2 separate regions of the Homo sapiens genome follow, and region 2 is linked to region 1. Evidence: chromatin loops called from intact Hi-C (ENCODE). Cell type or tissue: Calu3. All regions are shown on one strand.

Region 1 (5,000 bases):
TCTGATTGTATTTATTTGGGTCTCCTTTTTTTGTTAATCTAGCCAGAGGTTTGTTGATTTTATTTATCTTCTCAAACAACCAACTTTTTATTTCATTCATCTTTTATAAATTTTTTAGTCTTAATTTTATTTATTTATGCTCTGATTTTTATTTTCCCTTCTGCTAATTTTGAGTTTGGTTTGTTCTTGTTTTTCTAGTTCCTTAAGGTGCACCATTAGGTTGTTTATTTGAAGTCTTTCAACTTTTTTGATGTGGGCATTTATTGCTATAAACTTCTCTCTTAGTACTGCCTTTGCTGTATTTCATCTTTTTGGTATGTTGTATTTCCATTTTCATTTGTTTCCAGGAATTTTTTAATTCCCTTTTAATTAATTTTAATTAACTAAAATTAATTAACGTTAATTAATTTTAATTCAGGTGCATGTTGTTTAATTTTGATGTGTTTGCGTAGTTTCCAAAGTTCCTCTTGTTATTGATTTCTAGTTTTACTCAGTTGTGGTCAGAAATTATCCTTGGTATGAATTCCACTTTTTTTAATTTGTTGAGACTTGAGTTGTGGCCTAAAATATGGCCTATCCTGGAGTATGTTCCATGTACTGATGAAAAGAATGTGTATTCTGCAGCAATTAGGTGAAATGTTCTTTAACTGTCAATTAGGCCTATTTTGTATAGTATGTGCCTTAACTCTGGTGTTTCTTTGTTGTTTTCCTGTCTAGATAATCTGTCCATTACTGAGAATGGGGCATTGAAGTCCCCTGTTATTATTGTATTGCTGTCTAACTCTCCCTTTAGATCTATTAATGTTTGCTTTACATACTTGGGTACTCCAGTACTGCGTGCATAGACATTTGTAATTATTATATTCTCTTGCTGTATTGATCCCTTTGTAGTCTGTTTTATCTGATGTAAGTATAGCTATTCCTGCTCTTTTTTGGTTTCCATTGGCATTTCTTGTAAGATGGGTCTGGTGATGGCGAATTATCTAACTTTTATTTGTCTGGGAAAGACTTCATCTCTATTTCATATTTCAAGGATCACTTTTCTGGATAGAGTATTATTGGGTGGCAGTTGTTTTCTTTCAGCACTTTGAAAACGTCGTTCCGTCTCTCCTAGACTGTATGGTCTCCATTGAGAAGTCTGTTGCCAGATGAATTGGAGTTACTTTATATATAATTTGCTTCTTCTATTTTTCTGCCTTTAGAATCCTATGTTTGTCCTTGACCTTTGAGATTTTGCTTATTATATGCCTTGAGGTAGTCTTGTTTGGGTTGAAACTGTTTGGTGCTCTCTGACCTTTCTGTGCCTAGATATTTATATCTTTCTCAAGTTTTGGAAAATAATCCATTATTATTTGCTTGAATATGCTTTATACCCCTTGCCCTTGCTCAGCTCCCTCTTGAACACCAATAATTATTAGATTTGGCCTTTGAGGTAATTCTCTATATCTTGTAGGAAATCTTCATTCCTTTTTATTCTTTTTCCTTTTTTCTCCCTTGACCATGTCATTTCAAATAGCCTGTTTGTGGGTTCACTGATTCTTTCCTCTGCTTGATTCATTCTGCTGTTGAGAACCTCCAGTGAATTTTTCAATTCAGCAAGTGTATTTCTCTATTCCAAGATTTGTTTGATTTTTAAAAATTTATTTCAATGCCTTAACTAAATTTCTCTGATAAATCTCTGAATTCTTTTTCTGTGTTATCTTGATGACCACTATGTTTCTTTAAAATTGCTATTTTGAATTCTTGGTCAGAGAGCTCACATATCACTGTCTCATTAGGGTCAGTCACTGTTTCTTTGCTTTGTCCATTTGCAGAGGTCATAGTTCCCTGTATACAACTGTTTTCACATTGAAGGATTAGTAACTTACTCCAGTATTCTCTGTATGACTTGCTTTCGTTCTTATTGGGTATATTTACTTAGACATTCTTCATAATCTACCTGTTGAATTTCTTTTTTTCTACTAGGTCACTGCCTCCTTTTTGGCACTAGATGGCACCTTAAGCCCAGGATTGCCTCAGCTCTAGCAAGTAATCAGAGAGCTGCCAGTCAGGAAGAGGCTCCAAAGGCGATATTCAGCAATGTGGAAAAGCTGACAAGCGGTCTGTGCCCAGAGGACCTGTGGAATGTACCTCCTACAGTGTGTTGCTGCTGAACAACCACTCCCATTTGCCATCTCCTTCGGCTAAGTTACAAAGCAAATTTTCTAGAGCCAGGGGTGATAATCCTGCCTCCCCACTTTGTCTCTTGCTGTCCTCAGGAATATGTCACCTTTAGGCACTCATGCTACTTCCTGTGGGTTGAGGCATGGACAGAGCTCCTGCCAGGGAATCTAGAAAGTGGGGAAGCTGGTTACCCACGTTAGTATCACTTTTCCCAATGTAGAAACTGATTTGGCACCTGTAATCCCAGCACTTTGGGAGGCCAAGGTGGGTGGATCACTTGAGGTCAGGAGTTTGAGACCAGCCTGGCAAACATGGTGAAACCCCGTCTCTACTAAAAATACAAAAATTATCAAGGTCTGCACCTGTAGTCCCTGCTACTCAGGAGGCTGAGGCATGAAAATCACTTGAACCCAGGAGGCAGAGGTTACAACAAGCCAAGATCGTGCCACTGCACTCAAGCCTGGGTGACAGAGTAAGACTCTCTCAAAAAAAAAAAATTATGAGTTAGGAGGGGGTGGAATTTTGCATGCTTGCTGCTCGGCAGCTTGGGGAAAGGGGCATTGCAGATATGAAAATCTGGTTCTACTACTGTCTGCTTGGAGTCTTTTCACTTCTTTGTGGCCCCAGGAATTGACTCATTCTCATATCTGAGCTCTGGGATATTGCTGGTGATAATCCTAGCACTGTATAATTTGGGTTTGGTTTTCTGTTGTGGGGAGGACAGTGAAGCTAGCTTGAACTTATGCTGCCATTTTGAAACCAGAAGTCCATGACATTGTAAAAAAAAAAAAAAAAGAAAGATAAGCCACATACTGGGAAAAAATTGCAAACACAAATTTGATAAATGATTCAGAATATATAAAGAACTCTCAAAACTCAATAATAAGCAAATAACAATCTAATATTAAAATGGGCAAAAAATTTGAACAGACACTTCAAAAAGTAGATACCAGGATAATAAACAGGCACACAAAAAGATGCTCAACATCATCCGTCATTAGGAAAGTGCAAATTAAAATCACAATGATATACTATTAAACACTTAGCTAAACTTTTAAAAAACTGACCAGACCAGACCAAGTTTTGGGGAGGTAATGGAGGAAGTGGAACTTGCCACAGCTGGTGGGAATGGTGTAACCACTTTAGAAAATAGTTTTATGATTTCTCAAAAATTTACACATTCCTCTACTGTACAATCCAGCCATTTCACTCCTTGATATTTACCCAACAGAAATGAAAGCCTATGTTCATACAAAGATTTGCATGTGAATATGTAGCAAGTGTAATGGCTTTCTTATCATGGTGCTTTGGAAGCACCATGTTCCATGTTCATGGAAGCTTTATTTATGAGAGCTAAAACTAGAAACAACCCAAATGTCCATCAGCAGTTGAATGAGTAAACAAATTGTGACACAACCATACAATGAAATACTACTCAGCAATAAAAAAGAATGAACTATCAATACATAAAATGACAGGAATGAATCTCAAGATAATTATGCTTAAAAGAGCCAGATGAAAAATTATAATAATAATTATCCCATTATTGAAAACTCCAGACAAATACAAACTAATTTGTAGTATCAGAAAGCAAGGGCAGTAGATCAGTGGTTCCCTGGTGACAGGGGTGAGGAGGTGGGTATACAGGAAGGGACAAGAGGGAAGGATTGCAAGGGGCACAAGAAACTATTGGAGGTAATGTATATGTTCACTATCTTAATTGTGGTAACAATTTTATGGATGTATACATATGTCAAAATTTACCAAGTTGTACACTTTAAACATTACCCCATGTAAATTATGTCTCCATTTAAAAACGTAATAATTATAACAGCTTTAATCCAACGATCAGTGTTTTAGTTGTCTATTGAGATGCAACAATCTATCCCAAAATTTAATGGGCTTTAAAAACTTACCTTCTAGGCAGGGCACGGTGGCTCACACTGGTAATCCCAGCACCCTGGGAGGCCAAGGCGGGTGGATCACCTGAGGTCAGGAGTTTGAGACCAGCCTGGCCAACATAGTGAAACCCCATCTCTACTAAAAATACAAAAAAAAAAATTAGCCAGGCATGGTGGCGGGTGCCTGTAATCCCAGCTACTTGGAAGGCTGAGGCAGGAGAATTGCTTGAATCCGGGAGGTGGAGGTTGCAGTGAGCCGAGATCGCACCATTGCACTCCAGCCGGGGTGGCAGAGCAAGACTCTGTCTCAAAAAAAAACAAAACAAAAACAAACTAACAAAAAACACCTTCTAATTTGCTCATAAGTTTGTGTGTTAGGAACCTGGGCAGGCTCAGCTGAGTGGTTCTTTTTCTGCATGTGGCAATAGCCAGGGTCATTCACTCAGCTGAATTCAGCTGTTGGTTAGGATGAGCTAGAATATCCAAGAATGCTTTACTCCGATCTTGGCATCTCATCGCTCTTTCACATGGACTATCTCTCTACCTATGGCAGTCCTGAGCTTCCTCACAGCATGGTGATCAGACTTTCTACATGATGTTTGACTTCCAAGAGAGTGCTTCAAAAAATGAAGGGAGAATTCACCATGATAAGAAAGCCATTACACTTGCTACATATTATTTTTTTATACTCATAAATCTAGTCACAGGTCACTGGAATACTGATATAGAAAAGCCCAACATCTCTACTATGCTTGCCAGGAGAAACAGCCAAAACAGTAGGAAGATGATTTCTGCTTTAAACTGCTATTCAAATCTCATGCCAGCACATCTAATTGGTGGAATCTAAATTTAAATCCAGAACTCTGTCTGCAAAGGAGTCTGGGAAATCTACTTGCTAGCCTTCTGGCTTGGGTACAGAAAGGTGCACTAGAAGGA
Region 2 (5,000 bases), 340 kb before region 1:
TGCTAGAAACTGCAAAGCCACATGGCAAAGGGTATGGATACAGAGAAGGGTGAAGAATTGTACTACATCTGTCTCCTCACATCTTACATACCCTTGATGTCAGTTGGAGCCTCCATGGTTTGTGTGATCTGGGTAAAATGGTTTTGAACCTTCAGTTACAAAACTTGTAGAAATACAAATCCCTTCTTAGAAGCCAGCAAATTCCTGGACTGTGTATGTTTTCCTGTTCCTTTTTGCCTTTGGCCTTTTGCTTGTATAAATCATTCAAGATGGTGAAACTCAGCTCTTTTTACTTCACAAACATAGTCCATTTGCACAAAGCTCATGTAAGGAGAATTTATTAAAGCACTGGTTGTGGGTCATATTATAGACAAAATAAATCACAATATTTGTTTCTCATTTGGACTTGTTTGAACTTTTCAGGTTAGGAATCACTGGCCAAATTTCAAAAGTTATTATAAACTACAGTAATCAAACAGTTTGGTACTGGCATAAAGATAGATGTATAGCTGAATGGAATAGAATTGAGAGTCCACAAATAAACTCATACATCTATGGTCAATTGATTTCTGACAAGTGTGCCAAGACTATTCAATGGGGAAATAATAATAGTTTTTTTTTGTTTTTTTTTTGAGACGGAGTCTCACTCTGTCGCCCAGGCTGAAGTGCAGTGGCGTCATCTAGGCTCACTGCAAGCTCTGCCTCCCGGGTTCACGCCATTCTCCTGCCTCAGCCTCCTGAGTAGCTGGGACTACAGGCGCCCGCCACCACGCCCAGCTAATTTTTTGTATTTTTTTTAGTAGAGACGGGGTTTCACCGTGTTAGCCAGGATGGTCTCGACCTCCTGACCTCGTGATCCGCCCACCTTGGCCTCCCAAAGTGCTGGGATTACAGGCGTGAGCCACTGCGCCCGGCCAATAATAGTGTTTTGTTTGTTTGTTTGTTTGTTTGTTTGTTTTAAACAAATGCTGCTGGTAACAACTAGATAGCTACATAGAAAAGAATAAAGTTGGGCCCCTACTTCACGCCATACACAAAAATTAATTCAAAATGGATGAAAGACGTAAAAGTAAGAAGTAAAACTATAAAACTCTTAGAAGAAAACATAGATGTAGAAGTAGAAACAATCCAAATGTCCATCAACTGATGAATGGATAAACAAAATGTGTTATATACATCCAATAGAATATTATTTGGCCATAAAAAGGAATGACATACTGATACATGCTACAACATGCATAAACCTTGGAAAAGAAACATTTTGCTGAGTGAAAGAAGCCAAAAGACCACATATTATATAATCGTATTTATTTGCCCAGAGTAGGCAGATTCATAGAGACAGAAAGTAGTTTAGTGATTGCCAAGGGCTGGGGACTGGAGAGAATGGAGATCAGCTTTGTAACGGATATGGAGTTTTTTTTGAGGGGTGATGAAAATGTTCTGGAATTATAAAGTGGTGATGGTTGCACAATATTGTGAATATATCAAAAGCCACTGAATTGTACACTTTCAGATGGTTAAAATGGTGAATTTTACCTCACTAAAAAAATGAGTTTAGGAGGTTAATGTAACCTTGGTGAAACCAAGAACCATTTGGCATAATCGTGGATTTTGTTTTTGTTTTTGTTTTTTGAGACAGAGTCTTGCTCTGTCACTCAGGCTGGAGTGCAGTAGCATGATCATGGCTCACTGCAACCTCTGCCTCCCAGGTTCAAGCAATTCTCATGCCTCAGCCACCTGAGTAGCTGGGATTGTAGGCGCACACCACCATGCCCAGCTATTTTTTGTATTTTCAGTAGAGACAAGGTTTCGCCATGTTACTCAGGCTGGTCTCAAACTCCTGGCCTCAAGTGATCCACCCGCCTTGGCCTCCCAAAGTGCTGAAATTACAGGAGTGAGCCACTGCACCCAGCCAATCACGGTATTTAAAAAAATTAATTTAATAAATGTTCAGTGATTATCTTCAACGTGCTAGGTAGTGAATGAAATACATGCTAATAAGATCAAACCGTAACAGTTGCACCCCAAAATCTTGAGTTTAGAGGAAGAAAGGACTATTAAATAATTAAGTTGCATGTGGTAAATGTAACAGAACTGAGTAAAACTTGATCTAAAAGCACAGAAGAAAGTAAGAACAAGTTTGGGGAGGGGGGAGTTGAGAACGCCCTTCTAGAGGGTATATTTGAATTTGATTTTTAAGAACAGTTTGCTGATTGAGTGGAAGAGAAGCTGGAGAGTAGGTCAACAATGTAAAGAACATGTGCAAAGTCAGGAGATGAAAGAACAAGCCTTATTCCAAGAGTGAATCATCATGCATACCTTGAGGACTTGTAAAACCAAGCTCTACCCAGTCCACACCAACCCAGACACAAATCAAAGACTTCCGAACAGACTCCCAACAGGGGGAAAGGATTTTAAGTCTTGTCAGCTCTTACAAAGCTAAGCTAAGCCATCCAAGTCACAGACTACATGCAATGTATTGCCCCCTAGAGTTGGTTATGATGTTAACAAACATCAAATTGGAAATGAAGTTTAAAGTCACTAGATGGCAGTAGCTACAAAGCAGATATTTGTGTTACTTTATCTTTTCAGTATTCTAGCTTCAGGTGTTGACCACATTTTAGGGCTCAAACCTACAGGAGCTGAGAGCCAAGCCTGAGGGGGTATTGGTCAGTTCCTCAGCCAGCATGCATAGGTTACAGCTGATCACCTTTCCAGGTGCTATATCCATCATCACACTTCTTCCAATTAGTACTTTCACCAAGAACCTGCAATGCTAATTCCTGTTTTTGAGTGCAGGGGAACCTCATTTTCAGAGTATTTACTATTGGAGTACCTATAATTATAAGTTGGGAAGCAAAGGTCATCCCAACACGAAATGTTCACTAACAGAACCTTATAAAGCTAGTCTCCACTCACACCTCCCTCTGGCTTAACACTGGCATCTACTCCCACCCACTATTATTGTCAGGTGTTTTTACTGTGATTATTATGCTGACAAATTGCAAGGTGAAACTGCCAATCTCACAAACATGAAGGATTTCACTAAGATAATGAAAGCAATGGAGGAGGACTGATGGAATAATTATTAGAATGCCTCCAAGAAATGAGGGTCTGGCAGAGTTTGATTACAATTGAAGAAGAGAAAATTAACAAAGATGATGACATAATAGAGTCTTCAAAAGGGGATAATTAGAAATTCAAAGGGTTAGGAGAGGTCCTGGAGAAAAGTGAAGTCCTTGATTATTTTGCAAAATTTACCTTCTTTAAAATCTTGATATGAAGGTCAAATGAGAAATGATGGATGCCATATTTTGCCACCTTACAATTTTGTTTTTTAGAAAAAAAGCACACCAAAATGAGTCTTGATTCAACTTCCTGTCCTAAGAATTCGTCTATAGTTGCAATGATAATCAAAAGTGGTTACATGTAAAAGAAAACAAATGTAGTATTATAATTTTTAGTTCTTTTAAAGCTAAAGCTTCAATCCACACTCTCCCTTACCTCCATTATTTGCTGTAAAATGTTGCTTCCCATTTAAGTGGATTCATGTTAAGTAGACTTTTCCCAGGAATAATTATCCTTAAATAGGCTTTTTTAAAATTATTATTATTATACTTTAAGTTTTAGGGTACATGTGCACAACGTGCAGGTTAGTTACATATGTATACATGTGCCATGCTGGTGTGCTGCACCCATTAACTCGTCATTTAACATTAGGTATATCTCCTAATGCTATCCCTCCCCCCTCCCCCCACCCCACAACAGGCCCCGGTGTGTGATGTTTCCCTTCCTGTGTCCATGTGTTCTCATTGTTCAATTCCCACCTATGAGTGAGAACATGTGGTGTTTGGTTTTTTGTCCTTGTGATAGTTTGCTGAGAATGATGGTTTCCAGCTTCATCCATGTCCCTACAAAGGACATGAACTCATCAGTTTTTATGGCTGCATAGTATTCCATGGTGTATATGTGCCACATTTTCTTAATCCAGTCTATCATTGTTGGACATTTGGGTTGGTTCCAAGTCTTTGCTATTGTGAATAGTGTCGCAATAAACATATGTGTGCATGTGTCTTTATAGCAGTATGATTTATAATCCTTTGGGTATATACCCAGTAATGGATGACTGGGTCAAATGGTATTTCTAGTTGTAGATCCCTGAGGAATCACCACACTGACTTCCACAATGGTTGAACTAGTAACTCCTTAATTCTACCTTATAAGAGCTTACAAAGCCCACTAGACATAAAAGCATCATAGAAGTGCTGCTATGTGTTTGGTTAGTGGAGATTGCAAACCCGATTCCAGACTCACTCATCCAGCTTCTTCCTCCAAGAGGAATGACATTTTCCTATGATGGCTACATCTGCTTGCTTCAAACTTAAATCACAGAAATGCTGGGATGGCTCATAAAAGCTGCCCTCTGGACTTCGTGAGAAATTCAGCTGCAGAGATAACTGTTTGTTCTTCCTTCCCTTAACGTAGTAGTCATATTTCTGAAAAACAGTACATGTAAATATTTATAAAGTGAGTCTCATTCTAATCAGTTTTGGGAGAAGTTCCATGTTTAAAAAGCAAGACTTCTTTTTTATGGGAGGGAGTTGTTAAAGCAAAGAATCCCTCTGTTTTTGGAAGGGGATTATGAAAATCCTTTTCTTCTCATCCTTAAGTTATAGATATTTAATACATTTATTTTTAAAATCGGATTCTCTCCTATCAGTATGCACCTTCATTGTCCCAAGTGAGGATATCTTGAATTAAAAGTATTAATCCATAAACATGTACCTTAACAGGCATTGGTTGGTATTCATGATAAATACTTACAGGTATTATGTGATACTGCAGACGGTGGGGAAAGCCCCATTGTCTAAGGCCTATGCTCCTTTCTGAATCTTTGGAGATGGAAAATTAGAGATGAACATGGAGATTCCACATTCATTTATCTCCATTATTCAAGCACTAACTTAGCCATTCAACAAACATTTACTAAGTGTCTCATT

Evidence for each region. Hi-C counts contacts between places; a loop is a spot of excess contacts. Peaks named below come from ENCODE experiments on the same cell type or tissue, not always from the same donor. Only the 100,000 strongest peaks of a DNase experiment are listed, where the experiment ranks them.
Region 2: a loop joins it to region 1, with 2.2 times the contacts of the local background. A loop is called at or near these places in 8 of 110 quality-filtered maps.

Annotation. Positions count from the first base shown.
Region 1 is chr3:38,659,788-38,664,787 of GRCh38, reverse strand. No RefSeq gene overlaps it. Among named protein-coding and RNA genes, the nearest start is that of SCN5A, 13 kb to the right of the region's middle. In Calu3, no CTCF peak of the experiment used is centred here; a DNase peak (open chromatin) is centred at 2,037.
Region 2 is chr3:38,997,669-39,002,668 of GRCh38, reverse strand. All of the region lies in intron 2 of SCN11A (sodium voltage-gated channel alpha subunit 11), which reads left to right. Among named protein-coding and RNA genes, the nearest start is that of SCN11A, 52 kb to the left of the region's middle. In Calu3, a CTCF peak has its summit at 2,532; no DNase peak of the experiment used is centred here.